Regions from separate parts of the Mus musculus genome. Here region 2 is linked to region 1. The links are chromatin loops, found by intact Hi-C in ENCODE. Cell type or tissue: left cerebral cortex. All regions are shown on one strand. Each heading gives the region's core, and the rest is flanking DNA. Links, peaks and the distances in the headings are about the cores only.

The links. Hi-C counts contacts between places; a loop is a spot of excess contacts. Peaks named below come from ENCODE experiments on the same cell type or tissue, not always from the same donor. Only the 100,000 strongest peaks of a DNase experiment are listed, where the experiment ranks them.
Region 2: it touches region 1 in a loop (2.4-fold over the local background); 16 of 42 quality-filtered maps call a loop at or near these places.

What each region holds. Positions count from the first base shown.
Region 1 is chr11:43,256,437-43,272,255 of GRCm38, forward strand. It overlaps Atp10b (ATPase, class V, type 10B), which reads left to right. Exons shown (of 23, transcript NM_176999.3): 23 at 2,973-5,849. The coding sequence ends at 3,465. Among named protein-coding and RNA genes, the nearest start is that of Gm12146, 40 kb to the left of the region's middle. In left cerebral cortex, for the core only: a CTCF peak has its summit at 7,607; a DNase peak (open chromatin) is centred at 7,597.
Region 2 is chr11:42,992,974-43,008,792 of GRCm38, forward strand. No RefSeq gene overlaps it. Among named protein-coding and RNA genes, the nearest start is that of Gm34644, 130 kb to the left of the region's middle. In left cerebral cortex, for the core only: a CTCF peak has its summit at 6,391 (motif pointing right); a DNase peak (open chromatin) is centred at 6,438.

The sequences.
Region 1 (15,819 bases), core at 4,126-12,125:
TTCATCAACTGCACACAGTCTAACAAAAACAGAGAGCACCTATGACTTTCCTCGAGGTTCACCCTCCAAAGCCAGCCTCTTTAGAGTTCCCTTCAGCAAATGCCAGGGCCCAGATTGTCCTCTAGCAATTATCCTTGGCATCCCTTGGGGCTGCATAACCATACACAGCAACAAGTCAACCTTTCTACCTGCGGTATCTTTCTCAGATACATCTGCAATTTTCATTTCTACAGCTGCCATCATAAACAGGCTACTTCCCTGACATCCCAAATTATACAATTTGTCTCCTCTTGAGACTTTTCTCACTATCTATTATTAATGTATCAAAGTCTGGTCTAGTCATGCGTTTGCCAGTCACAAAAGCATCCCTGGGCCTTTATAATAAAACACAAAATGCAAACCACGGCCCACAGTCCTTGCCTGCTCTAGTCATTGTCTCCCCATCTAGGATCTAACTGTCATTTTCAAACTTCACCTAGTTTGCCTTGGTGTCTCAAACCCCACCCCACCCCACCCCTGAGCTTGACTGTACAAAAACCTCAGTCCTCCACCCAAACGCTTCTTGGAGGATGGTCTTCAGATAAGACCAAGTCTTTAGGCCTTCTCTCTCTCTCAGAAACTACACTCTTATATAACAAAAAGTAGGAGTTCTCTCTTGTCCAAAGCTTAATCCTATAGGACCTGACTGCTGTGAGAACTTAACACATATTTGTTGACTGGAGGATGGAGGAGAAAGGCAGTGTCCTGTGGGAGAGATTTAGACTAAGGGCACTTCAGTGGACAGACAAGAAATCTAATCTTTCCTGAAGCATATACTTGCCCCCTATTTATTCTCTGGCGAGATCTATAGTCTTGAGAAGACCCTCTGCCCCTGTGGGTTCACCAAGCAACTTTGAAATACAATAGAATAATGAAAGACTCTCTCTTAAGAGGCTTTCAAATTAACATTCTAAATGTCCTCCAGGCCAGGTGGGCTGCTTCTTAGATAATACTTGGAAAGGGAGTGTGGGTGGCCTGTGACACAAGGTAACAGATACCTAACATTCTCACCCTTCCACTTGGATAAATCTGGATCCAGGATTTAGAGTCTCCCACAGACTGCATACAGCTACCACGAAGAAGACTAGTCAGGGCGAGCTACAGACGTCTCAGACCTTTTCAAGAGACCTTGGCACTTTCTCCTCAGCACCTAGGGGTGTCAGTTTCCTTACTGGGCAAAGACTAATTATATAAATAAAGTTCTATTAAAAAAATACTGTTGTATGTACAGTAAACTAGAGACTAGCCTGTAGATCTAGAGTACTTGAGTCTGACCATAACTTGACATCAGACAAACTGCTAGATTAGTTTCCACATCGTGTGTACAAAAGGAAGTATAGTTATGCATTGTACAGACTAAGAAATGAAAACCACAGCATCAGACAATTTCATTTAGTACAAACGTCACAAAATACACTCACAGAAGTTGGCAATGGTCCCAGGTGATGGAAGCATGCGTGTCCTCATGTTTCTCGACTGTACCAAGCACACGGATTTTTTTGAGAGATTTATGTCAGTACTCAGCAAAGCGCTTCGAGCAGTCCTGGCACAGAATAAGCATTGACTGTTTGTTATGTGTTGTTGGTGCTATCCTGTTTCTTCTGCTCCACCAGAGGCAGCCACCCTTAGCTTTGAGAGGGGTCACTCAGAGTCCAATAAAGATGATCTGTGCAGAGTTAAATTCTAATACCCCTTTCAACACTGAATTCAAGAAGTCAACAACTGTTAAGGAAAGTATCAGCTCAGGACCCCCAAGACCAAGTGCTCAGCACAAAGGAGATTTGTTTGCCCCAGAGGGACAGGGGGCAGGGAATAAGAAACAAAGACAGGAAATGGAGGATGGGGAAGAAGGGAAAAGGAACAAGGGAGGAGGACAAAGGACTGCCTCTGGATAGAGAGGAGACAGGAGTGGTCCATAGGAAAATGGGTAGTTTATAAACATACAAGGGGAAATTCCATGTTAGGGTGGGGTATTTCATTTTACTTGGGCATGTTAATTAGATGAGCTGAAGGAATCTTTTGGTTGCTAGACTTCAATACTTTGATAGCTGGACCTTGGTAATCAGTCTTGGAAGGAGGAAGCTGCCAAATAAGAGAACAGACCTTGATGTTTGGCTTTAGGAATGTCATTTAATGGGTTTTAGCAAGGCAGAGGGAATGTGGGAGAAGGGCAAGGCCTGCCAGAGCCATGCTGACCATACTCTAGCTGACCAGAATCCCTTGGTAAGGCTCCGAAAATCACTAAAGGGAAGGAAGACTCTGGACTCGGAGAGTATGCAAAGATGAAGAGCATTTATTCTGCAGAAATTATCAGCATCCGGGCTCAGCCATTCTCTAAAATGGTGACCCCAGACAAAGGTGGGCAGACCTTCTTATAGGGAACTAGGGGAACTCTCTAGAAGGATTAGGTAATCTCTAACGTGATTAGTTGGGGCCAAAGCAGTGACAGTATAACTTGATTGGCTACTATGTTAGCTCTTCTGTATTTAGAGAGTGAGTTAGTTAATCTAATATTGTATTGGCAGGTGCTGGGGAGGTGACAGGGGTCAACTTCTGATTGGCTTGTGCTACGTGGTCAGTAGTCTGCATTCCTCTGTCATGAATGTTTAACTATAGGATGAGATAGGACTGTCCAACACAGATGATCCATCCTTGGATAAGATATTTTCCCATTTCTGTGAATATCTCGAGGCTATTCTTTAGGAAGGGATTTTATGACCTTATTTTGGATTTTATGGTCTGTTTCTGGAGCTGGTACCTTTTGGCCTACTTTTTTAGGACTTACGGTCTGTTCCTAGAGCTAGTAACTTATGGTCTTCTTTTTCAAAATCAGGCCTGGTCCTTAAATAGAGACAAATGGGATTTATGTTGTCCTTTTACCTTTAACAACAATTCAAAAACTGCTTCTTTTTCTCCCCTTTACTTCCTACTAGGTATTTTCTCCTATCTCTACAAGGTACATATGGGAAGTCTCTAATCTCAAAAGCTCAGAAAATTGACAAGCTGCCCATAGACAAAAGAAACCTTGAAATCCAGAACTGGAGAAGCAAACAGAGGCCTGCCCCTGCCTCTGCTTCTGCTTCTGCCTCAGCTCCTGCTACTGGCACTGTCCACACTAGACCCCCATGCCATCCAGTACCACCTGAAGCACAGCAGAACTTTGGAGCCAGTACCTCAAAGAGCTCTGGCCCTCCCAGACAGAAGCATGTGGAAGACCGGGTTCTCCAGGATCCGAGATGCAGCAGAGAGCATTCCAGGGATGACACATGCACTGTAGATACATTAGCTAAACTTTCTTCTGGGGAATGCCTTCTGGATCCAAACAGGACAGTGGCTCCTACAGCCTATTCCAGGGGTCAAAAGGATGTATCTCGACACTCAAGCAAAGGCAGCCATCGCAGATCTCAGAGTTCACTGACCATATGAGGGACTACAGAAATCAGAAATGGATCCAAACTCAGAAGAGACCATCCAATCATGAGCAAGTGACCCAGTCCCCTTTCCTCTCTGTAGAGGGATGACTGACAGTTTTATCAATTCTCCTCACCAGGGTTGACTGCCTTCAGGAAATGCTGGCCCCAAAGGATTTGAGGAAAACTTGACTGTCAGGCTAGCTGACTCTAGCTTTATTTCTGCTGCCAGGAAGCACAGTTTAAAAATGCTAGTCTGGATACAGAGATGTTTTTGTTGCATTGTGTTCTCATAGCCTATGCACATCCTTATGTTCTTCTAAGTAATGCCTATGACCCAATGCAACTAGGCAGTAAGTATCCACGACTCCAACCAGTATTATAGACCTTGGGGATGTTTCAGAATGTGGAAGTTACTAGGCCTGTCAAGCCATCACTTCACCCCAAGATCTCCAGTTTTAGAAGAGACCTGCACATAAGAGGACTTCATGTCAAGATCACTACAACACCATCTCTTCCATTCACAAAGTTGAGTCTGTTCCTTTCATCTAATCCATTGGTTCTCAACCTTCCTAATGCTGTAACCCTTTAATACAGTTCCTCATGTTCTGGTGACCCCTCCCCCAACTATAAAATTATTTTGTGGCTACTTCATAACTGTAATTTTGCTACTGTTATGAATCATAAGATGAAATATCTGGTATGCAACCCACAGGTTGAGAACTACTGCTCTAAGCCAAAGATGAAAATGGGATTTACATGCAGAACAAAAGATACTGTCAAAGGCTGTGGGGTTGCAGCTCAAATATTTAAGTAGCAGGAAGAATACACATACTAAAGGTTTTCCACTAATGGACCACATGTCCCACCATCTAAGGAATATTCCAAAAAGACATGGCATTCTCCTCATCAAACTACTTATTTATTTCAAAATAAAACTACCCATCCTCATTCAACACTTCCAATGGGAAAATTCAGAGATGAGATCTTAACACAGCTTCACTCAGGAAGAGACTCACATGACAGAGCAACTCTGAATGCAAAGTGACATCTTCACAAATGCCATGGCCATTGCTGACCCATGATTCAGCTAAGTTAAGCAGTCATAAGGAAAGAATTACGTGTACTTCATATCCCTATAAATTGTAAATGCTAAAAATGTTAAAGAACTCGAAGTATTTCTCTAAAAGGCTGTCAAGAGAATCTAGGTCTGCTATGACTTATTCCAAGTCCTCAGAGTTAAGTCAAGGAGTGTTCTTTGCCCCAGTCTCCCTAAGACAGTGCCTATACATTGGACAAAAAGTCCAAGGAGAGCCAAACTAGTGCAGTAAACGTTTGTACCCAAGTCCTCACCACCAGTCATGAGTTGGCCTGTCACTTAAGTCATTTCTCAACAATGGCACTCACAAAGAGCTCCACAATCAAGATGGCAAATGGAAACGTAATCTGACTTCCTGGTGAAAAATAAAAACCGGAGAAGTCATTTGGAGGGCCATCCTAAAGCTCTACTGTATAATGACGCCAGCATGAGCCAGAAAGGGAAGGGCAGTGGGACTTGAGTATTCTACAGAAAAATTGATACAGTCATGCAAGAGGTAGGGGGGTAAAGAATAAGTAGTCCTATCAATCAGGTATAAGTTGTTTCAAGAGAGAAGATTCACCAAAACTTGGATCTCACCCCATTCCAAACCCAACCCCAACCCTACTTTCCCCATGAGACTCCCTGCCTGCTGCCAGTACTCAGAAATCCCAGCAGTATATTCTAAAAAAATTAAAAAATAACAGAGCATTGACTCCAGTAGATTAGAGTTTAAGTGTTTGCTCTTTCCCCGAAGTCTTTAAAGGACCTTGAAGCAGGTCACCATGCTTGCAAATTAAGTTTCAGCAGCTCTACCTCCTGGCAGAAGGACTGAGTCCAAATCGCATGCAGTGCACGTTGAAGTTTTCAGAAGCATGGGCAGTCGGCAGTAGTAACAGAGTCTCACCCCAGAAGGAAAAGAGGGGATAGGGAAAACAAAAGATTATGCAAGCCCCCAGCCCTTCCTGAAGCCCGTGCTCTGCCCAGCACTCGGATGCTGCTCTTTTCTTGCTTACCAACCAACTCCATTTGCTTGTGATGGCCCCATTTTTACAGTTTTCCACATGCTGGGGAGCCTAGGCCAAGCTGGTCACAAGTGGTCACTTACTCTTGCCATTCTTCATGAACCAAACCAACTGTGTGACTGTCTGATGTGCCACCTCACTCAGAGGGAAGCTCTAACATTGCCTCTGTAATATAATGCTAGTGACTGTATGTAGTACATGTTATATGTGTATAATCTTTTTACTGATAGACTGGAAACATGTCATCATTTTTTAGAAAGAAAAATAAACTTGGTTTTTCCATAGATTTCCTACCAATCTGAAATCCTATTATTCTACCTATACATTATCATTACTATTATCATGAATATTTATTCATTTGTCCTTCTTTGTACTCAATTATGTATCTATCCAAGAAACTTTAGTAAGTCTCTACTAGATAATTTTCAATGCAGCTTGGGCCTGCCATCACTTGTACCTACCTTCCCAGGTTTCAGGGTGTTAGGAATACTTGGCCCAGTGTGAAAGTGGAGCACAAACTATATCTCTGGGCTACAAGAATTGAAAGCGGCACATGCAACATTATTCAGGAAATCTAACGCAACTACTTTTTCTCTTGTGAACCTAGCACACACCCAAAACCTAGGCTGACTTGGGCTTTTCCATCCATTGTCAATGTGACTGCTTACAGCACAAACATGAGGATATGAGTTCAAATCCTTAGTGCCTACCTAAAAACCTATGTGTAGGGTGATGCACTTGTAACCCTAGTACTTGACAAAGGTGTGAGGTGGGCAGAAAGGGGAAACTCTCTGGGATTAGGTGGTTGTGAACCTAAGTTTAGGGAGAGCACTTGTTTCAAGGCAAAGAATGGTAGAAGATGGATATCCAATCTTCTCTGTCTTCCATGTGCAGAAATACCACACATCAAACACATGCACACACACACACACATGCATCGGGTGGGGGGGGAGAAACAGAGACACACACACACACACACACAGAGAGAGAGAGAGAGGGGGAGAGGGAGAGGGAGAAGGAGAGAGAGAGAGAGCAACAGACAATGGCCTGGGATTATGTTGTCCTAATAACTGTATTGGGTTACTTTAGTGCGTGCTAGACTCTGTGCATCACTATCTAACACCACAGCAAATATGTTGTCCTAATAACTGTATTGGGTTACTTTAGTGTGTGCTAGACTTTGTACATCACTATCTAACACCACAGCAACCCTGCAGGGTAAAGACTTATCTAACCTGGCTCAATAGCTTCAACTGCACCACCACTACCTCAAAGCTCCATGCATTGGCCTCACCCTTACTTTGCCTGATGTCAATGGAGCTCACATGTAACTGGGACCCCAGCTGAAGAACTGGTATCTTCCTTCCTGCATGGTTTCTCATCATTGAGGAGGCCAGCTAGGTCTGGTCACATGGTTTCAGAGGGAAAAAGAGTTGCATGAGCTCATGAGATCTATGCTGAGAACTTGTATACTTGTTGACCACCAGGTTCCATGGAAGCAAAACACTTGTTTCAAAAATATTCTCTTATCCTCTCATGAGAAGCACTGTAAAGAAACTGAGTGCCATTTGCAGTCATTCATCCCAACCTCAGAGAAGACAGTGAGGTAAAGAGAAGTCACATAAAGACACAACAGTCCCATGGTTAGCAAGTGGTCAGGTGGTATTCTAACCCTGGGAGTCTGTAAGCAGTGTCTGTGTACTTAACCAGAGATGCATGACTCAAGATAAGACCAGGGGGGCAGATGGGGAACCAGAACCACATGACATTCTCCTGAGAGGCAGGGTTTCATAGTGGTGAGGGCGCCCTAATTTCATCTCAAATCTAGCATAAGGCAGCAATGTGGCCTAAAGAAAGACAATTCCATACCATGTAAATCTGGGCTGCAGTCCAAACAAAAGTAAGTATAATATCATCATTTAGGGGAAACCTGAAATACTCTTTACACCGCCATAAAACATCTCCCCTGCAGCCCTCTCAGACTCCAAACTGGGCACCAAGTCAGACAGATCCCTGTGGAATGCTTTCCACTGGAAGCCTTCTGCTGCCACCTAGCCGGATAGAAGGAGGTACTGCAACTGGGGTTATGCAGGGGTGGGAGAGCTTCAGGCACTGGAATCCTGTTGAGGACATTGAGTCTGTCTGGATCTAAGAACTGGAGCCCAGATTTCAAGTCTTGGTGTTCTGGTTTCTATGGTGACTCTAAACAAATTCTTTCAGGAGCTTTTCCCTAAAACTATTCTTCCCAGGTTTTCCAACCTCTCCAGTTGGGCCCTCAATTGGTTCTAAAAGCTATTTGGGGAGGCTGGCTATGGTGTAGGACTGTTCTTGGACAGATCTCAAGCCTGTGGTCCACTGTGCAGCTGTATCAGTCTGTATCTCATGCACACATAAACACAGAGAATAGAAAAGCCCATAAAGACATCAGTTTCCTGCTCTGCCCCTGGTGCTCTGAGTACAACATCCTGTGATGATACTGTGATACTGCCGTCGGAGAGATCATGAATGGGGTTGGTTTTCAGGAGTTGAGTGAAGCTGAGGAGGCATCAACCCTTTGGGGGAAAGGTAACAAAACCTCCAATCCCTTGGAGGACCTTGACTGACTTTTTCAGATCAGTACATAGATGTTGAGAAACTGTTGTTTAAGGGGATCCATAACGAAGGGTCAAGGCACTCAGCCCTTCCAACTGTCAAGAGGGAAGCCAGAGCAAATGCATACCTTTCTTTTACATAGGTCCCCAGGCACCTCAGCAACCCTACCAGCCACCCTCAATAAACATGGCTGCTTACTATGTGAATGAAGCACAAAGCCCATATTCCCATGCCCCTCCAAACATATTATTTCCTCAAAGTCATACCTCTGTAGATAGCTGAACAGACACTCTCTCTGCAGCCGTCTGTAAGAGGGTTCACCCCTCACAGGAAGGCCTGAGGGAAGGTTCCACTGACATAATTGTAGAGAGACTAGCCAACCAAACGCCTGACTGAAATCCAAAGAAAGTATTTTCCTACACTTCTTGAACAAATGATTTTAATTAGGGTGAGTTATAGGTGAGTGGGTGAGTGGGTGTTTCTTAAAATTACCTTGGCAGTGGCTGCAATGCTGAATAAAATGACTCTCCCTTACCCAGCAACCCTAATTACCTACCAACATAATTACCCCTTCAGAGAGGGGTGGGGCCTTGTCTTAGTCACTGTTCTATTGCTGTGAAGAGACATCAATGACCAAGGCAACTTTTAGAAAGGAAAACGTTTAATTGAAAGCTTGCTCACAGATTCAGAGGTTCAGTGCATCGTCTTCCGTTTGGAAGCATGATAGCAGACATGGCCTTGGAGCAATAGCTAAGAACTACATGGTGGTCCGGAGACCAAGAGAGACATTCTCGGCCTGGGTGTGGGCTTTTGAAATCTCCAAGCCTACCCCCAGTGACACACTTCCTCCTATAAGCCACACCTCCTAATCTTGTTCAAATTGTGTCATTCCCTGGTGACTAAGCATTCAAAACTATGAGCCTGTGGGGCCCGTTCTTATTCAAACCACCACAGTCCTCATAATCTTCTCTGGCTCATAATGTTAAGGGGCCCAGTCTTGCACAGGAATTAGGCAGGTAATGGAAAATGATTTTGGAAATGCCATTTCTCCTGCAGCTAACCTGTGTATTCCCACAAATGAAAGGTTGTTATTAAATGCAGATGATGAAATTCAACAGAGAGACAGATAGCTGTGTCCAGGGTCATTCTGCAATGTGTAAGCAAGGCTACGATCAGAATACTGCTCTCCTGACTCCCATCTTCAACTATTTCATCAGCCAGAGATAAAATACCAATGCTTTCCAGAGCTGTTTGCACAGTTTAAAAGACATCCTCCCACAGACACTAATGCAAGCAAAACACCTATGCACATTTAAAAAAAATAAAGATTGTTACACCAAATGACAATTGCATAGAATAACTTGAGGCCACGTGATAAAGGACAGAAGAGAAATCTGTCTGAGTAGAACTCTGTGTGTAGTGCTTTGAATAGGAATACCCACAGAGGCTTGTGTATTTGAACACGTGGTCCCCAGTTGGAGGCAATGACTGAGCAGGGCTGGACTTGCTGGAGGAAGTATTCATTGAGAGTAGACTTGCTCTAACCATCATGCCTGCCTCTCCGCCATGATGAACTCTTCCCTCTGGAACCATGAGCCCAAACCTACTCTTCTATAAGTTACCTTGGTCATGGTACTTTATCACAGAGACAGGAAGATGACCAATACAAAGTCCTTCTAGAACTCCTCGTGTTACCCTGTTTGCAGAGGAATAGCCTGAAGGAGAAGAGAGATGGACTATACCAGCAAAAGGCTTCCTTCAGAGTGCCTTTGTCCTACTTACAAAGGCAGAAACAAATTCTAAAGCTCCATCAAGTGCTGCTATTGAGCCCCATTTCCTGCCTTCAGAAGATCTCTCTCTCTCTCTCTCTCTCTCTCTCTCTCTCTCTCTCTCTCTCTCTCTCTCTTTCTCTCTCTCTCTCACACACACACACACACACACACACACACACATACACACACATATACTTTTGTCCCTTTCCTGGATATATGTATAAGACACGTATGTAAAAATAAGCATGCACTTTCCTCTTCCACTTATGGAAGATATTCAAGCTGAAAACTCAAGAGTCCTGGGCAGCAGTCACTAGGCCTCTAGCCAAGCACACCTCCTTTAAAAGGGAAAGGAACAAAGTCCCAATGAAGATGCAGAAGAGTCACCTCTGATCCACACAGTTACTCCATGCTCTTTCCCACAGTGGCACACAGAACCCTTCCAAAGTAAAATTTATACCACCCTCTTGGACCACAATCCATTGGGTCAGAACAGTCAAGTACATCACTCAGGCCACCACCTTCATGACCATCATGGCCAAACAGTGAGAGCTTCCCACCTTGGCAAGCCATCCTTTTCAACAACACTTATCTGCTTTATGCCAAAGAAGTAGGCCTAAGAGTTCTCAAGTCAAGATGGCAGTCAAGGATGGAGAGATAGACACATTTATCTAGGAGACTCCATGGACAGGACTGCCTACATCTGAGGCTGTTGCTGATACAACAGGACACACAGGAGAGTGGACACTACTGCTCTTGTTCAGGCAAGTATGTGGCTAAGTCAAAGGTCACATCTGTGTTACTCACCTTCAGGTGGTAAAAAATAAATTATTAAATCACCCTCCTGCCAAAAGAAAGCTTTGAAAAGCCCCAACTGGATCTAAGACTCAGGAGATCATTTCTCATTCTCGCAAAGTTCTTATTGTGCAGCTTTTCTTTCTTGTCTATTTAAAATATGAAGGTTGGTCTGAAGGACTCCCAAGCCTGCGATTTCCCTGAACTTTGCCTTCTTGTCCATGAGAACATTTATGAAGCCATTTCTAAAAAGCCCTTCAAACTTGTAGTCAAGAGATCTCACTAAGAAATCTAATTTTTTTTAGTGACAGTATTAGAAGCCAGATAGAACTAACTCTTTGAGATGAAAATTAAAGGCACTGGGAGGTCAACAGAAAACCTGCTGACCAGCTGAGCATTAGCAAATTGCAAATATAGATTGGAGGAGGGAGGAGTAGGTAGGTGGTAGGAAATAAAACTGAAGGCTATTGAGATAACTCTTAATGTAAATAAGAAAAAAAGTCAACAGGGCTCCATTTACAGGCCCAGCTCCTAAGCCAGGTATTCACTTAGCCCTTCATCACCTGACCTTGCAGGCTCGGAGCCTAGGCTGTTAGAATACCACAGTAGATTACTGCTTGCTGTTCTGAGCACACTCTGTACCTCCCAATCCTATTGTTCCTGCATGGGCTCTAGCCAGAGCAACTGTTCAATGCCCCATCTCGAATTCAGACCTGCATACAGCTACTTTACTGCATGAAATCGCTTCTTCAAATGCTTTTACACATCTCTTGTAGAAGCCAACACAGGCCTCTGCTAGTTACCTATGCCTCTTGTGTGTGTTTGTCACTCCCAAAAGACTGGTGTACTGAGTCGTCAAAGGTTCAACTTTAGTCCTCCCCATGTTTAGTACCAGGCTTTGGGCAATGAGGACAATGGGACGGCTCTTAATAATGTCTTCATATCTAATCCTACACACATGTCCAGAAGACAGAAGCTGGAGACATACCTCCCCTGACTTAGCCTGCCTCTTTTTCTCTCCACATGCAAGGACTAGAAGATGACCCATCATTACTTCTTGATATCTTATGTATTCAAGGGGCTCAAGCCACAGAGGGCTCTCTCTCAAATTCTCACTCTCTTTTTTTTTTTTTTAGCATTTTTTTATTTATTAGGTATTTTCTTCATTTACATTTCCAATGCTATCCCAAAAGTCCCCCATACCTTCCCCACCCACTCCCCTACCCACCCACTCCCACTTCTTGGCCCTGGCATTCCCCTGTACTGGGGCATATAAAGTTTGCAAGACCAAGGGGCCTCTCTTCCCAATGATGGCCGACTAGGCCATCTTCTGCTACATATGCAGCTAGAGACAAGAGCTCTGGGGGGTTACTGGTTAGTTCATACAGAGACAAAGTTTGGAGCTGAGACGAAAGGATTGACCATTTAGAGACTGCCATACCCGGGGATCCATCCCATAATCAGCCTCCAAACGCTTACACCATTGCATACACTAGCAAGATTTTGCTGAAAGGACCCTGATATAGCTGTCTCTTGTGAGGCTATGCTGGGGCCTAGCAAACACAGAAGTGGAGGCTCACAGTCAGCTATTGGATGGATCACAGGGCCCCCCAATGGAGGAGCTAGAGAAAGTACCCAAGGAGCTAAAGGGGTCTGCAACCCTATAGGTGGAACAACAATTCTCACCCTCTTAACTCTTTCTTCTTCCATTTTCTCTTTCTTCCCCCCAGTTCACCTCTTACAAACCCTATTCTCCCTCTCAAAAACTTCTCAATGTCAGCTGGCAAAAATGGGCTGAGCCTTATCCCACAGGGATAAGAAAATCCCATTTTCTCTTTTGTTGCCTTTTCTTTCTAGTCTCTACTTTTGACTAATAGTCTCAGAACTTGGTCTCACTCTTCTCCTGTCCTCTGTGTTATTAGACTGTGAACAAGGTAGTAAGAATATGGGTTTGGGGCATGGGGAGGAAATGTGACTCACCATGTACAATACAAAAATGTCTTAAGCAAATGTCCACCAATATGCCATCAGAGTTTCTATTGTTAGTTATCCTCACTTTATAAGGAAGTATGCCAAGGCTCAAAAGAGTTAAGTGGCTTTTCCAAGAATGTACTGTTAATAAGGACAGAGCTGATATTCTCATCTGATAAGACTCTTGGACCACTTACTGAATCACCAGGGAACCTGGTCTTTTGGAAGCAGTGGGGTGTGACTATGATTTTCTAGAACAATCTTATGTCATGAACTCCTTCCAGATGTCAGCCTGAAACTCCAGCTGATTAAAATCCCTGCCTTGTTTCTTCCCAGAGTCCCCACTGGCACACACTCCACACACTGACACAGAGCCTGGGAGAAGTGGCATGAGGGAAGACATGTTGACATTGGCCCAGATCTAATGAGAGCTCCAACAGCCTGAGCTGTACCTACTAGACAAACCAGACACACGCTAGTCTCTGCCCTAGCTGCCTCCCCTCATGGGCTTGATCACATGAGCATGCTCAAGGGGGCTCTGCCTGAACTGTAATGCAGGAGGAAGGCATCCAACCCTGACTCTCTTCTTATTTTTAATTAGAAATTCCCATTAAAACCACTACAGCAATGAGACACACATCAGGCAGTATACTTCAGGACAATTAGCACACTCTTCAGGTGGCTAAAATGGCCCAGCTCTGGCCTGGGGCTGATATAATTGCACCAAAACATACAGCCCACCAGGAGGCTCACATTTCAAATGGAAAGAAACAATTAGTCATGTGTCTATTGGTCAGCTAAATCTGTAGGACATAATTTAGTATCCATAATTTAAAAGATTGCTAGGGGTGGGAATATATGGAAATCACCTCAGTATGTTCATAAGCAAATCTCTATCCTTCACATGCGACACACGACTAATGCTGGGGTCAGGGGGATAACTGTGTAAGGCAGGCTGGTCGTAACTGTGTGTTGGGAATCACTAGAGGCATGAGTATTCCATTCTTGGAGTGTTCGAAATAATTAGTGGGGCAAGTAGCTTCTGGAACCCCTATGTACCTCCCTGCTACTTTTTGAATTCCCAGGCCACTAATTAAAACCTGCCCGTAAGACAGCTCCTGGCTGAGTCACTATGATGATTCTGAAGAGTAAATAAAATGAGCAAATTGCAAGAGCAGAAGTGCTCTCGGAACACTGGGAGAGCTGTAGAAAAAGCCACCCCCAGGCTCCCAAGCCTCTGTTTGAAGCCACGCTCTTGGATTCCACAAGCACAAGCATTCTGAAGGCTTTTGCTAGTCCCTCTTGTCTCTGCGCTGAACCACTACACCCTTCCACAATCCGGCAGCGCAGCAGTAATTAATATTCAACTGGCATTTCCACTGCGCACTCAAAGCCTGTTCCTTCAGCCTTTTCAAATCCAATTCAGACCAAAGTAATCTTTGCCCTTGCATCTGGGTTCAGGCAGAAGCAATTGTTAAGACTGCAGATTGCCGTTTATTAGCATTTATTGAACAGCAGAGGAGCCCTGTGCAGTAGTGGTTGTCACTAGGTCTCCGATTTTCCAACTAAAATTAACAAGCCAGCAATGCATTTATATCAGGGCAGGAGGGAGACGTTTCAAGAGGAAATGATATTGATGATTTTCATAGGGACCTATTGACGGACTGTGAGACTTTGAAGGGATGATGGGTTAATAGGAGGTAGACACTCTTTGATCATTCCCTTGAAAGTCCCCTGTAGTCTGTCTTATTTGTGGATCTACAGAAAGTGGTAAAGCTAAGAAAGCCTTGATTCAAATTCTGAACTAATCCACTGGGTGACCTTGAACAAATTACTCTATCTCCTTCAAGATTCTGTTCATCCCCCCCAAAAAAAAGAGTTAACAAATCAGTTGGAATGCTAAACTGTATTCCTCAAAACCACTGGGAAGACGCAATCCAAATAGAGGATTGGATTCCCATCTCACATTACCCTAATTGGCTCTTATCCTACAGCTTCATATTCTAGGTCTGACATTATATAGGTATCTTCTCCATTTTACTCTGTGGGTCACAAATGTTAGAAACTGAGAGCTGGTCTCTAAAATCTGTTCTAGTTGTGAAACTGGTGAAGTGCTAAAAACCTGGAAGGCAAAAGAAAGCTACCATGCTTACATTAAATCAGCTACTGGGGTTTATCTTGAGAGGTCTAAGAGATACTAGAGTGAGCCAGAAGCAGGAGATGATCAGGAAATCCCAGCAGAGAGATCATCTAGAGGTGGCGTAGGTGGGTATGGAAATGTATGGAGGGTATGGATGATAAGAAAACAAGACATGCCAGCAATAATCTATGGCAGATTTTCTTGGCCAGATCAAGGTCTCTTGGTCCAGGCTGACAGATCCAGGAGGCTGACAGGCTGGAGGAGAAACACCCAGATGGCTGAATAGAAGTGTCCCCCATATGACTCTGCTACAGAATGAATCCAAGCCAACAAAGGAAATATTGAAGACAGTGACAAAGAGAAAAGTCTGGAAATGAGTTAGTAAATCATTAGAACCTTAGACAGCAAAGAGGAAAGTCAACGTGGAGAAGTTGCAGCTTATGAGGTCAACCTGGCTCCCTGTGAGAGGGGAGGGATTGAGGAAGTAGGGAAAAGGTGAAAAGTGACAGCAAATGGAACAACATTGCCTAGAAGATACACTAGCAAGAGAATTCCATTCCCCTTATAGCCTTTCAATACAGTTTAGAATGTAGGATAGTCTGAGGGTGGCCATTGTGTTTCAAATTAAAAATGTACATTAAGTCTCACCCAGCTCCCTAAACCCAAGCTATTACAACAATCCATGTTATATACCTTCTTGGCTTAGGGATTTGCAATTGTTCTTCGGAACAACCAGAAACCTTGGGCTGACAAATCACTCATATGGAAAAGGACACTCTCTAACATCCTACAACTTAAAGACCCATACTGAGTCCCAAGCTCACTTGCCTTGGCAAGAACTAAGGGATATTTCCTCCCCAGCCCACAATCTTAGCTACTGTTATAAAGTTCTGACTCCATCTGCACATGTCTATTAGGGATCAGTAAAATCCTCTGCCGATTCTCAGAACTCAGGAATGCTTCCTGGAAGCTTAAGGAATGTTGATACCAGGAGCCC
Region 2 (15,819 bases), core at 2,762-10,761, 260 kb before region 1:
CTTATATTTGTAGCAATCCTCCTGCTTCAGTCTCCCAATTTGTAGAATGATAGGTAGGAGCCACCATGACTGGCTATACAGAGCATTTTCATAATCAGTAAATTCCTCCATGTTCTGTGGCTTTGTCACTTCTCCCTCTCCATCCCTGACAACCACAGATCTTTCTGTTGTCCTCGTAGCTTGATCTTTCCAAAAATGCCATGGAGTTGACAATATCAGATTATGTAATGTGTGCTTAAGGTTTCTCCATATCTTTTGTGCCTTTCTAGTTTATTTCCTTTTAGCACTGAACAATATTCTATTGTCCAGTTCTACTATGACTTACCATTCACTGCTGAAGGAATCATCAATTGCTTCCAAGTCTAAGAAATTATGAATATAGCAGAAATATCAATGTGCTGGTTTTTATACTAACAAAAGTTTTCAACTCCTTCAGAATAAATACTATGAAGTATTGTGGCTGGGTTGCTTGTTAAAACTGCCTATAATTTTCCAAGAACACAATTTTTCTAAGCAGCTGTGTCATTTTGCATTTCTAACAGTAGTGACAGTATCTGTCATTTCATATCCTCTGCCATTTGGTGCTATGGATATCTTAGCTTTGGGATATTCTAATTCTAATGGATGTGTAACAGAATCTGAGTGTATTTTTAACTTTTTTTTTCTGATGAGTGACATCATTTTATAGACATATTTTCCATCTGTGTATCTCTTTGATGACATATCTCTCAGAATTTTTGTTTATTTTCTAATCAAGTTATTTTTAAATGAATTTTAGGTGTTACGGATGGTTTTTTGCAAAATAGGACTTTATCTATATTTTTTTGTTGGGAAGAATTTCTCTCTGACTGTCTTATTTTCTTGTCCTCCTTTTGGAGAGCAGAAACTCTCTTGTTTTATTTGGGTTGATGAAGTCACATTTGTCGACTGCAGCATGCACATAGGAGTTTTATGGCTGTGAATTTGACATTTGTTCTCATGATATACTTTGAGACAATGTTTGTGAAGAATGTAAGGTCTTTCCTTGATAAGTTTTAGTTTTGCTTGTGGTGCCCAGCTGTCCACTACCATTTGTCTAAAAGTTGGCCTTTGCTCTAATGTACCACCTTTGCTCATTTGTAAAGATCTGTTGACCAGGTTTGTGGATCTTATGAGGATATACTTCCAGGTTGTTTATGTCCCCTTGATTCATTTCTCAGTTACTTTATTAATAACACCCTGTCCTGATTTACTTTAGTTTAGGGTAAGTCTTTTATTTATTTTTAAAGTCTTAATTGTACTTATTAATGCAGTGCAGTGTGATCTTTCCATATATGCACAGAGCATGTACTAGTCAAATCAGCCTTTCTTTCCCACCCTGCTCTCTATACCCTTCTCAATGCTTGCTGATCACTATTCTGCTCACAGTTGTCTCTTCTCAGCTTCTGCATGTGAAAGAGAATGAAAGGATTTGCCTTTCTATAGTTGTTTTATTCCACTTCACCTTCTCAGGATCCATGCATTCTGTGGCAGATGGCATGCTTTCAATCTTCTTTGGAGCTGGATAATACTCCATCATGTATGTAGATGATGTTTTCTTGACCCATTCGCCTGCCAGTGAGAACCTATGCTGATCTCATATCTTTTCCAAAGACATAGACTGTGTCCTTTACACCACGTTGGTAGATTTAATTCCAATTGTCATGCTTTTGCCCTTTTTCTCCTGTGCTTTTGGCATCAAATCCACAAAAATTATGGCCTTGTATCAGTGTCTAAAACTGCCCTACTCCACCCACTGCTTGTTAATAGCTTCTGATCTTAACTTCAGGTCTTTTGGTTCCTTTTGAGTTGAGCTCTGTGGAATGGGAATGAGACATACCAAGATTCCACTTGCTTTGCATGGGTATATACCCAGTTTCTCCAGCAAAGTCATCAAGACAGTGTCCTTCCTCTGATATGTTCTGGCTGTCCTTAACAAGCGCCAACTGTCTTCAGGGTCCCAAGCTTTCCTTCTGGGATTTCTGGCTTGCTGCATGGTCTGTACATCTGCTTCTATCCCAAGATTATATCAAGGCTGGAGACAAAGCCTACCAAGCACATCTTGACAGTAATGCTGTAATGCTATCTGCTCTGTTGTTTTGCTCAAGGTTTCTATGGCTACTCAGCATATTGTACACTACATGTGAATTTATACTTGTGTTCCTTAGTTAGGCAAATAATGTCATAAGTGTTCTAACATTGATTGAATCTACATATTGTTTGAATAGCTTAAATATCTCAATATTAGTTCTCCTAGCCATAAGCATGGAAGGTTTTCCTTTCTCTCTTTTTTTTTTTTTTCCTGTCTTCAATTTCTCTCCCTGGTGTTTCATAATTTTTGGTTGTAGATGTCTTTCGTTTTCCGAGTGAAGTTTATCCCCTGGGCATTTTATTTCATTTTCTGTAGCTGTTGTAGATGGGCTTACCTTCAGGGTTTCCTTCTCATCTACTTTATTAATGATATAATGAAAGCTGCTGGCTTTTGTACCTTTCTGCTTTATTGAATTAGTGAATTCTAATAGGCTTTTGGGAGATTCTTCAGTTTCTCCCAAATATCATCATTGTGAAAAAAAAAAAGGATGATTTGACTTTATTTTCTATTCTTATACCTTTTTTTTTTTCTTGCCTAATTTTTTTTCAAAACCCCCAGAACTATATTGAGCAAGAAAAACGAATATGGGTGCCTGTGAGGCAGTAGGCTGCACACAGACAGTCTGGTCTCCACTCAAGCATAGGTCTTGAACCCCAGGGGGACCCAGTGGGTAGTGATTTCCACCTACATGGGGCAAAAGGTGTTCATGTCTCCTGGACCCCTGACTCCTATTGAAGTTACTACCCCACAGCCCCCACAGAAGATGCGTGTGGGTATCTGTCACATAGGAGCAACACCAAGCCTTCCCACATGCAAATAAGGTTTTCCCCAAACTCTCAGTTCAAGCCAATGAGAGATACCTGCTGTCAAACCCTAAATCACCCAGAAAACTGTATATAAATCCTATCCAGGGAATTAAAGGTATGCAAGAGCTATGCCATCATCTGAGTCTTTTGTTCCAAGAGCTGTAACACTTGGGAAGAGATCTTCTCTCCTTAAATGCCACCTGAGGTTCCACAGCACTCCTCACTGGATAGTTCGCTTCTCATTGGCCCAGCCAGACCTGACTCAGTGCAGAGTAGCTCGGAGTTACCGAGCGACCTGGAAGGCATGGTAGAGACTTTGTTTCCCTGCCTGCACTAGCTTCCCTTTGCTGGAAACCTCACACCAGGCCTAGCCAGAGATCTCTGTGGAAAACCTCTGGTACCCAGGCCCACAGGTGCCCTTATCTTGTTTTCCATCTTAGAAAAACTTTCCCCTGTTCATCCATGTTGGCTGAGTTTGACACAATGTCCTTGATTATGTTGAGGCATGATCTTTCTTCTATACCTATTTTGTCAGGACTTTCATTATGAAGGTATTTGGATTTTATCAAATGTAGTTTATGCATCAATTAAGATGATGAAATGATTGTTAATCCTTCATACTGTCAATGTGATAGTGCAGGTTTATTGAGAGGTGTGTGCTAAGTCATTCTTGCAGTATCTTTGTCTGGCTTTGCTAATCCATGTGGTAAAGCATCAAACAATGAGTTTAGAAGGTTCCCTCCCTTTTAATCCTTTGGATAGTTTCAAAAGTCTTTTTAACATTTTGGAAAAATCAAGCATAGATGCCAGGGTTCAGGATGCTGGAATACCTTTTTCTGTCGTTGGGTCCTTTGTTGGAATAATTTTCATTATGCAGTCAAATTACTTATCAATCTGTTCTTCTTCTGTGCCATTTGGTTGGCAAATTGAGGCCACTAATATTCAGAGTGATTGCCAAAAAGTGTGTATTAATTCCCATCATTTCTAGATTTATAATTTCTGGTGTTTTCTTACTACTCATTGGTGTATCTACTGTTCTAAGGATTAATGTATTATTCACTGCAGCTTCTTAGATGTGTTGAATTTCTTCTCAGTGTGATTCCTTTTAAGTAGTGTCTCTACCACTGGCCAAGGAATCAGAAGCTCCTTGTGTTTGTGTTAATCGTGGAAAGATTTTTTTTCTTCTGATTTTGAAATGTGATGCCTAGTTTTTCTGGGAATATGATCTGGATTGGCAGTTACAGCTTTTACAGATTAAAATATATTTCCTTGCTCTTCTGGTTTTCAAAGTCTCTGTTGATAAATCCCTGATTCTGGTGGGCTGCTTTATGTGTTATTTGGTGCTTCTTCATTTCATCTTTCAATGTGTTTTCTTTATCATCTGATTTATTTTTATCTTTATAATATAACATGAGGAAGTTCTTTTTCTAAAATTCATCTCTCAATCATTCTATTTGCCTTTTAAATCTTTATAGCAATCTCTATTCTTTCTGCTGTGATTTTATTGAATATATAATTATTCTTCTACCCTGAAGTTCTTCTCCTAGCTAAATAATTTGTAAATTTATTCAGTGGTATTTCATATATTATCTCATATAGTTTATTCTTATTGTACTTTGTCTATGTCAATGTTTGAATATTTCAGTTCATCTTTCTGTCTTCCACATCTGATAGTCTATCACTACATCTAGTTTTTTTTTTCATAAAGTATCAGGATATTTATCAACACTTTTGTTTATTGAATTCCTATTTCTTGTGTGTACTCAATATGTGTGTATGTGTGTGTATATGTGTGTTGCTGTACGCATGTGTACATGTTCATGTATGTGCATTTGTATATGCAGGTTCGTGCATAAGTATGTGCCCATGTATGTGAAGCCCACAGTTCAAGTTTGGGTGTCTTCCTCTAATGGTTTGAACAGCAACTTTTGAGACAGGGCCCCTCACTGAAGGAGAGGCTCATTGACTAAACTAGACTGGCTGGTCAGCAAGATCCTAGGACCCTCCTGTGACTACCTGCCAGCACTGGAATTCCAGTGAGAAATAGTGAGGCTTGGGTCTCACACCACTTAGCTGCTGGCCATCTGAACTCGGGTCCTCATGTTTGTGTGGCAAGCACTTTACTTTCTTCAGCCTCTGTATCCTTCTTCTCTATACTGTATATGGCTTTTCTTATGTCAGGCTGGCATTTATTTTTATTCCCTTTGGATACATTTAAGAGTTGGTTTATATCCTACTTGATTTTGCTAAAGCTCAAGGCAAGTATTTTTTTTAATTCTCCATCTACAATTCTATCTATTTCGCTTCACTGGAATCTGCTACTTTCTAAGGGATCATGCTGCTTCTGTTGCTCATGTTTCTTGAGTTCCTGCTTTGTCATTTGTATTTCAGGATTATTTCAGTGGTTGTGAGATATATATATATCAGCTACATCCTTCAGTTGAAGTATTTGCAGTGTTCACATGAAACTAGACTGTAGTATATCAAATGAATAATTCCTCTAGTGTGGACTGGTAATATAATTCATTGGCTAACCCTCATGTGCATGGCCCTAGAATGATTCCCCAATGACATTCCAAGAATTGAATATTAACTGCTTTCTAAGACCACTATGCAAATATCATAATAGTTCCCTTAAACTTCAATTACTAGCAAGGGATAAAGAATCAGAAGGGTATTGTGGGATCTAACAGATTGTGTTCTAAGGCTAAGATTAGAAATAAAATTGTCTTAGTAGAGAAAGATTAGATAGAGCAGGAAAGTAGAGATGTTGTGAAAAATCCTCAGAATTTAAAGACTATTAAAACTATGACACATGTTAATTAAGAAGTTAAAATGAAATGGGAGGGTTAAAAAAAAAAAGAAGAGGTAAGCATAGTGGAGGTGAGATGGAAAGTATATGGGCTCTAATAAGAATAGTATGACATACTCAATGGAATGGGTGTGGCAACATTGTAAAAATCATAACAATCATTTAGTGATATAAAACCAAAATCTTGACATTGATGAGATATTTTTTGCAAGAGTAAAGTTTTGGGGCTTTTTCGCTTTTTTCTTTGTTTATTTTTTTTTGTTTTGTTTTGTTTTGTTTTGTTTTCAGGGTGTTAGCATATGCCTTTCATCCCAGTACTGGGTATGGGAAATGTTTTTGTTTTCTATAAAAAGTAGCTATCCCACCAAGAGCCAATATTGCTGTAACCTCCCTACCTGGTAAAACTTACATGTAAATTTTTAAAGTTTTTAAGGCAAAGATATAATAAGAGAAGAAAATTAACAGCATATTCAGTGTCCCTTCCTTGGAGGGATGGCTTTGTGATCCTCTTCAGAAGATGTTTTGCATAGTAAGCTATGCGAACTGCACTGACTAGGGAAGGGCAGTCTGATGCTCCAGTTCAACTCTGTAAAGCCAGACTCGAAGGCACACACTGTCTCACTGGAGACAGTTCTATCTTACCCATTGGATTCCATTTCTTCTCCATCACCAGCAGGTGTCAGCCCTTCCTTGGGTTGTTCCCAGACATCTGCATGGAAAATTGCTTTGGGGACATTTCCACCTGTTGCTGTGCCCTGATGTCACACTTGCTCGGCTCTTGTTTGCCTTTTCCCCTGGAAACATTCATCCTTTCAGGTCCTACCTGTGTGGACATCCATTTCAGTAGTCTCTTCAATAACTACAGTTCACATATCTTTAGAATGTGGTTTTGACATGGCCAGGCTGAGTGCAGCAGCATACCTCTCAGGTCCTCCATTGTTATTTGCACTACTGGATGTCTCCTGCTTGAGACCCCTGAATAATCTCAACATCACACCTATTTACATCACACATAAGCCTCTGCCTATAGCTTGTGCTGGCTTTGCATCTCTCTATCATAGTGTGTTACATCTCTGAAGTCTGATCCATCCTTCGGCAGCTTGTGCCTGTGGTTTCTGTCTGTGTTTATAGAGCAAACATTTCTCTGGATAGTTCCCACTGACTACAGACCAAGCCATGTGGTGACCAGTTCGTAGAGTCTTCTGTTACTTAACAGAGCTCTCAGCTACCTAATCCTTTTGTTCTCAGTTGTAATCTCTCATAAAGGTAAAGACTATTGTTGTTTACCTTGACTCTTTCACCAACCTTCAGGGAAGCCTCCTAATCTTATATCCTACTCAGAACTTTGAGAATTCTCTATTTGCTTAAATGGTAATGTTTCCTATCCATGAACATGAAACATCTTTCCATTCTGTTAGTTTTTTCTTTTTTATTTAATCAGAGTTCAGTCATTTTTTCCTATACAAATAGGTTGCATTTTCAGTTGAAATTTTTGTATTTCATGTTTAAGGGTACTTAACTATAAATGAGTACCGTTTTTGCTAATTGCTCATTACAACTATACATCAAAGAAGTTGAATTTATATGATGATCCAGAAAAAAAATCCTGAAAATCAGTTGTGAGAGATTCCTTCCTTACTTTGTTCTAAATCAGTGAGACAAAGATGTTGCTTTTTAGGCTTATCTAAATAAGCTATAAAATTTGTGCATATATTTATATTTGTATAAACTGAAAGAGTTCCCTTTAATCAATTTAAAGGACCTTGAATGGTGGTGGGATTCTGTTAAATGCTTTTGCCACACCAATTTATAATTATGTCATTTTTTTCCTTCTCTAACCTATTGATGTGATGTTTAGCTGATTTTCTTGCATAACAAAATAAATCTCATTTGATCATGGTGTGTATTTTTTTATACACCATTAGGTTTTATTTGTTAATATTTTGCTGAGGGATTTTGCTCTTTTTTTTGTCTGTAGATATTTAATTTGTTCAGGTTTTTAATCATCAGTGTGGAATGTCAGCTTTCAAAATTTCTTAGACACAGAACTAGAAACTGGAAATATGGGGAAACAGGGAGAGTTTCTTGAGTGAATACTTGACACATTTTCCCCTGGTGGAAATAATCAAATGACTAGTTCTGTCTCATGCATACTATTTCTACAGATTAGGCATTTATGCTACTTTTATATATTCACCTTTTCTTAACCAAATGAGATTGGAGTAGGGTGAGAAATTACAGAAACTTAAGAAATGAATTGTGCTATTCAAGTCTCATAGTGATAGAAAAATGAAAGCTGTTATATATGGTATTTGGGTTTATGGTTGAATTAGAATAGCTGAAACCATTATTAGATTATTTATCATACTAGGTTTACATATATATGTATACATACATATATAATGCCACATATACTACACTCATGTAATTTGTATAAATCTACATAAAATCAATAATAGATATGGTACTTCTCTTGGAAATAAAGAAAGTAAAACTGGGAGATATAGTAACTTCCCAAGATCTAATAAACACTTAAAGGTAGCAGAGATGAAAATTAAAATCTGGTCTATCTGAATCAATTTCATTGATAAAGAGTCAAATCTTACAGGAAATCTTTGCCTTCCTTCTTTAATAGTTGCAAGTAAAGAACTGTAGTTTGTATACATGGTAATATGTCACTGGCTCCATCCACTACAAAGAACCCCAAACTTTGGTTATATTAATCTGCATAGGTATAAGATTTCCCCTTGACAAGTATTACAGGGAAGGCAGGGTCAAGCCTCATATGGAACCTCAATGAACACCAGCAGTTATCACTTTGTGGTTTTCCTAGCAGGCCATTTGAATCCCCAAAATTTAGAATAGTAATGTATAGCTGACTTGTTAAGAACAATAAGTCAATGCCCAATGGGTTCATGAAATCTGACCACTGACTTCCAGAAATGTATTTTTTCATAGAGAAGAAAAAAAATTAAGACTATCTTTTTCATTTTGCAATACAAAATAATTTTAATAATGCATTCATCTACCTTAAAAATATGAATCTTACTGGAAAATAAGTGAGGTATTTTTTTCCATCAGATGATCACAAACAATAATCCTTTCATCGAGTGAATTGTAGAATGCAGATGGGAGAAACTGCCTAAAGCCTCATTCTGAACCTCGTAGCAATGTTTACTTTTCAAATTAAATGAGAGAGAAAAACATAAAGTGGATAAAACAGGCTGTTGGATTTTCCCTGAGATAATAACCAACTGTTCAGTATCTTCAAGCCAGAATTTATGGGGAAAAATTAAGCAAGAATGCATTCATATATATATATATATATATGTGTGTGTGTGTGTGTGTGTGTGTGTGTGTGTGTGTGTGTGTGTGTGTATATGTATATATATATATATATATATATATATATATATATATATTTTTTTTTTTAAGAAAAAAATACTATCACCCCATTCCATTATGGCTTCTGTTGAGAATAAAATGCTGTCGTGTGTTTGGTTTTATGTGGAGATTTGCAGGCAAAATAGAACTGAAATCAAGGCCTATTCCTTTCTGGACCATGTGATTCCATGATACTTGGGATATGTTTCGTTTTCACAGCTCTTAGAGATGTAACTCCTTTGTTCTGTTCAGTAGACTGTGAACAGCAAAATACGGAGCCTCCTCATGAACTACAGATGAGAACTGCCTAGATGCAGAGAAATCCTACCATACACCTAGAGCTTTAGATGGCATCAGTCACCACATTGCACTATAGAACTGGTAGGAACATTCTCGGTACTTTAAGTTTTTCATTAAAGACACAGATGTAACAACATTTCAGAAGTATGAGAATATGAAAAGGTGAAACAGTGTGATCATTTGAACCTTGACTCTTATGAAAATAATTGAAAGTGTCCATCCAAAAGAATTTCTCAGAAAAAGCAATCTCAAGGATAGTAGAGCATTAATCCATCCTGAAGTTGACAGGGAACAAGAATGAGCCTGCCAGCCTGTAGGGTTTCGCTCTGTTTAGTTAGCAATGTGCCACTGAAGTGAGAGCCATTTATGGACATAAATGCAAAGAGCTTACCCAACATGACTAGTACCATGGCAACTAGGAGGTACACAGGTACCAAGACCAAGGCTGATGCCAGAAATTAGTTTGACCAAATCCTCATGCCACACAGACAATAAAGTGAAGAAAGCAACCCAGAGAGACAATGAGATGACAGCGAGAAACAGGTAGATGCTACTATTAAGTAAGTTAGGATGGAGAGCTGTTCCTAAGATGTATGACAAGGTTTCGGTGACATTTGGGTGAAGTCATGATCCCAGCAGACTTGTGCTAACTGGAGCCTTGCTAATATGGAGGCATAATCTAAGATAGCACAGTCTCAGTAGCTCTACTTCTACCTTGGAACCAATTACCAAGAGATATTTCATATGCACTGACTGGTTCTGGTCACATACAGGAGGGGACCTTCTGCTAAGTCTCTCTCCAAACCTGGCACAAAGGGGACATTCAATCATGGATACCAAAGCTATCAGAAAACACTTATTGTATCGCCTTTTTCTCAGATACTTTCTAGAGTAAAGAAGAGTAGTAAAAAATTAATAAAGTACAGGCTATGTACACATGTGTGAGAATAAACTCATAAGATTTGGAATTGGTGGGGCAATGACACATCTTTACAAATGGGTATGTGTATTTTGTTTCATTCTCACAGCAGTCCATTTTCTGGGTATGTGGGTCTATTGCCATCATATATCAAACTATCTATTTTGGCTCATAAGAATCAACAAGAAAAGAAAATTCCTTTCCTATAGATAATCTACTCACTGACATCCATTGACTACTTAGAGTAAACCTATGGTGGTCTTAGAAAGAGCAAACAAAGTCAAGGTGTGTTTGCATTCAAGTTGAAAAGACCTCTAATGCAATAGCTTATGCTTAAATTAACTTATGATAAGGAATTAAATCTATTTGTTTGTGATTATGAAAAATGCCACATAGAAAAATGGATGATAATGAAAGAATTGGAAAGGCTCCTTGGAGAAATTATAAAAGATTCACTCAAGCCCATAAAATTCTGTATTACCTAGTATGTTCTAGGAATAACAATAGGTGCTATTTCTTTTCTTTCTTTATTTTATCCCTTATATAAAAATTACCTTATTTCAACTGAAAGGACATTAAAATTGTCAATGAGTTAGCTACTGATGGCATCCCCATATTATAGTTGAAATCAGAAAGTTTGTGAAACTGAACTAAATAGCCTGTTCACACAGGTACTGAGAAGTCAGTATTAGAAGTGATGATTGTGTAAGCAAACCACACCTCCCAACCCCACCTTTCTATTGTCTCCTTGTCCTTGATAAGGTTCATAAAACCCAGAATCACTACTGCTTTTCTTTATAATACTTTTGAGGTGGGAATTTAAGTAAGATTCTGTGCTGCATATAAATTATTCTTTTTTTTTTTCAAGATGACCTTGTAGAAATCTTAGTTTACTGGATTCTTTAATACTTCTACCTACACCATGAAATTCCATGTGAACTGAAGTTTAATAAGAACTCAGAAAATACCAGGCCAACTGAAGTTTTAGTAGGTGAGAAATGTATGCTATAAAATCACAAAGAACAATGCTATACAATTTGGGGAACAGTGAATATTATTTTCACTGCTAATTGAGGCTTCATAAAATAACACTTGATTGATTGGTCATTATAGGCTTGGGTCTGGGATCATAAAAGGCATTGGCAGTGGGCTTAGCATTAATCACACGAGCAATCTTCATGCATAAATCACATGGACTGCTTTTGGAATACCAGGCGTGTTCTAAGGATTTAAGATATTTCTTATGCTAAGACTTTGATTTGATGTAGGCCATAGTGAATCAACCTTGTCTTTTCTATCTAGGAATTCCGTGCTTTACAAAAATTGTGAATGCTGACCTGAGTAATTTAGAAGAAAAGCAAAATTTTCCCTCTGGTTCAGATTCCCCTCCTTGGAAAGATTCTGTCCTTAGATACTTCCTTCTGTTGCATTTCCTTCTGCTTCCAAAGGTGCATCTTACAATGGAATTATAGTATTCTAACTCTGTATCTGTCTAGAATTGTTGCCCTTCTGGTGAGAAGGTACTCTTTTCTTGGGAGGTGCACACTCCTTGCAGTAAAAAGTACTGGCTTCAGCATTGAGTTGCTCTAATCACCTGGCACATCCAAAGTATCCCCCCTTGTGGTAACAGTGTTTGCCCCAGGGACAAGCATCCTGCCAAAACTGAATGACTCTATGTCTTCTTTGGGGCTTTTGCAGGGTGAGCTATATCAAGAAGGCATTTCTACTGAGACTTCTTGGCTGATTCTGTGTAACTTTCTTTCAAAACCTATTTTTAATGATGGTTCTTAAATTCTTTAACCTCCCTGCTAGCCCACCACCCACAAGAGGTAGTGAGAAAAAAAGGATAGGGAGGGTGGGGGCAGGAAATAGACCTGTTTAGAAATAGTTCTTTGGAGCAACTCCCATCTCTGTTGTCTGGAGATCGGCTGTTCAGTTAACAGGTCAGAGGCAGCAGCTCGCTTGATCCACTGGCAAACACTTCATGGATGTATCAGCAGTCCAGTTTGGTAGAATCAGGTTAGCAAACACAAATCAAAGTGGTGACACTATCTAGCAGAGACAGCCAGACCTCAGCTAGGCACATTTCAGAAGGGAGCAGGGAGGAACCCCAGGAGAAGTTATCCACTGTGCCTCTCTCAGGGAAACAACAAGCATTGCACAGCTAGCTCTATAAGCAAGGCAAGCTCAGCCTCCTTCACTGTCCATCAAGTTCTATTTATACTTCCTTCAAACATCACATATCCTCCACAGGCTTACTTTAGCAGAACATCCTTTCCCTATGCCTGCTTCAGTGAAACATTCCTTCATGAGTCTGCCTTAGTCTTTCACCTGTGTCCACTTCAAGAAAACACTCCTTCATGTCTTTGACCCAGCAAAACACCATCCAACACAACTGACTCTCCAAAGAACCTTAAGTTTCCTCTTCAATTCTGTTTACATTTCTAGAGTCAGCAAAACCTTAGCTGCCTTTCCCTATAGAGTTATCCTTCCTATAACATTGAAGGAAAGAGTTGGTATTGGTATAAAGAGTCTTTGGAGATCTGGACCATTAGAAAAAACAAAACAAACAAACAAAAAAAAAACAATGAATTATCTTTTTTGTTAAGTTATTTGAGTTAGGTGGGAGTCAGTCAAACAGAAATTCAAAAGGAATGTTGACCTCAATGGAGCAGTAGGGAGCTCCACTGGTTTTAAGTTACAAGACAGTCTTGAATGTAACACTGACCACAAACAAATTACTTAGTCTTTCTGGAACAGAGTCTTCTTAATCAACAATATGCTAACAGTGGCTCACAGAAATTCTGAGGCAACTTTTCATCTTCTTTGTGTCCACATCCATCACTTTAACCCTATTGATTCATGGTGACCTATAACTTAGAAGGTTTAGAATTGTTTACTGGTTAATTTTCTCTGTAGAAAATTAACAGTTTTAGGCTGACCTAAAACTTAGAGATCCACATGTCTCTGACTCCAGAGTACTTGGATTAAAGATGTATGCCAATACCCTTGGCTCTAGTTAGTTTCTTCACTGCCATGATAAAATATCTCACAAAAGCAACATAATAAAAAAGAAGACATGTTTGGGCTCATAATTTGAGGGTACCATCCAACCCAGTAGGGGAGGTATATCACTGAAAGCATATGCTAACAGGAGGGTGCTCATGTCAAATCTCACCTCAGGAAATAAAGATAAATGGTGGCACTTCCCTTCTCTCTTACTGTCTGTGTATTCAGTCAAGGAATACAGTCTGTGAGATGTTGCTGCCATTCTTCGCTTCTCAGCTGAGCCTCTCTGGAATCACCCTCATAGACATGCCTAGAGAGGTGTGTTTCCTAGGTAAACCCATATCCAGTCAAATCGTTAATGTAAATTAGCCATCACAGAGCATAAACTTCTCACCGTCCTAGCTAGCACATCTAGCTAGTACAAAGCTTTTACTTCTAAATGAAGATTATATCCCTCTGTTTCTGGATATCATTCTTCCTTTATCCCCATCATCACCTTACAAACATGTGAAGTTTGTACATGTGAAGTAGCTAAAAGGCCTGGGCAATGAGAAAAATCTACTGTGAATGAAAATGGAACTCATAGACTCATATATTTAAATACTTAGTCACCAGCAGTAGAGCTGTTTGGGAAGTAGGACTGTTTGGGAACTGCTTGTTGAAGCCATTGAGTCACTGGTTTTAGGTTTAAAAAACCCATCCCAAACCCAGTCTCTTCCTCTCTTTCCCTCCCTCATTTCCCCCTGCCACTCTCTCTCCTGCTACTGCTAGCACCGCTGCCGCCGCCGCCGCTGCCGCCGCCGCCGCCACCACCGCCACGGCCCATGGATCAGGATATAAATCTCTCAGCTACTGCTCTGGCACTATTCTGGCCTGGTATGATGGCCATGGAACAATAACCCTCTGAAAATGCAAGCAAGCACCTAATTAAATGCTTTCTTTTATAAACTGCCTTGGTCATGGTGTCTCTTCGCAGCAACAAAAGAGTAACTAAGACATCCACTCATCTACCTAGAAAATTCAACTTGAAAACTTGAATTCAATAAATAGAACATTGTGTACAAAGGCTGTTACATGCCTTTTCCGTTTCCCTTTCTATTCCTATAGCATCTATGATTCCTGAAAAAGATACAGTTAGAATTTCTAATTCCTTATCAGTGGAAATTTGTTTCTCTTGTATGCAAATACAAACACGTATGTGATGGACTTTGAAGTGAAATGCTTCAGCTCATTAAACTAGGAACCACATCCTAATTCTTCCTGGTGTTTTGTAGCATTGCCACTTAGATCCACTTATCTTCACATTTAAATATGTGCAGATTGTTAAAGCCAATCAGGGTGAGAGTACTAAAGGCATGGAAGAGAAAAGGAGCACTTCAGGATGCGCTGCTAGTGAAGATGTGCCTTTTGATGAGTAATCCCTCTGAGGAGAGAAGTGGCCATCTCTAATCTCACTGTCCCTATGTAATGATTGTGTTCTGCCATTTATATAAGTGTCAAGAATGGCTGTTCAAAATATAACCAAATACCTTAAACTATATACCTTAAAGCAGCTCTTAAAGTGAGACTCAAGCAACCCTAAAGGTCCTTGTATCTGTGAGACTGTGAGAGTTCAACAACAACAACAACAACAACAACAACAACAAACAGGCACAGTTGGAGATAGATGTTAAGAGCCCTGCTGTGAGAAACTGGCTTCTGTAGTTGTTGGGGCTGGCTAGGCAAGTGTTGGAAAGGTCAGGAGGAAAGGCACATCAAGCCCCTGAGTCAAACCCAGCCAGATCTTCAGGAAAAGCTTTCTGATTTGAAGACAACTGATCTTTTTTTTTCTTTGTAAGAATGAGAAGGATGTCATATCCTGTGAAGTCAGAATTACATGCAGTTATGAGCTAGCTACCTTATATGAATGGTGGAAAACAAATTCAGTTCGTTAACTGCTGAGCCACCTTCCAGCCCCAAGTCAAATGACCCTTAACTATTAGTGACTTTTATCACACCCACAAAACACCTTCACAACATCTAGATTGATGTTTATTTAAATACCCAGAATTATAACCTTGCCAACTATAACTCAGTGTCTCCAAACCCTTTCAAAAAGTCTACAGATCAAAAACTTTCAAACCATGTATGAGGGTAGATTTTCCTTCACAGGCCAACAACAACGTAATAACACAATGATAAAATATATAAGCAGATATGAGAATCTAGCAAATCTTTATCCTAACACTAAAGATATTTGTTTTTAAAATCTTGTTTAGTTTTTGTTATATAGCTATATATGATTTAAAATGTGCCATATACTAATATAAAATAGATATATTGTCACTTCAAAATAAATAAAAATTATTGCTTAAAAATTTCTAACTTTAAGTCTCTCTTCAAGGAAATAGAGTTATGCAATCCACACTAACAATTCATCTGAGTCCTAAATAATTTTGAAGAGTATAAAGGATCACCAATTCACAAAGTCATGTGCGAA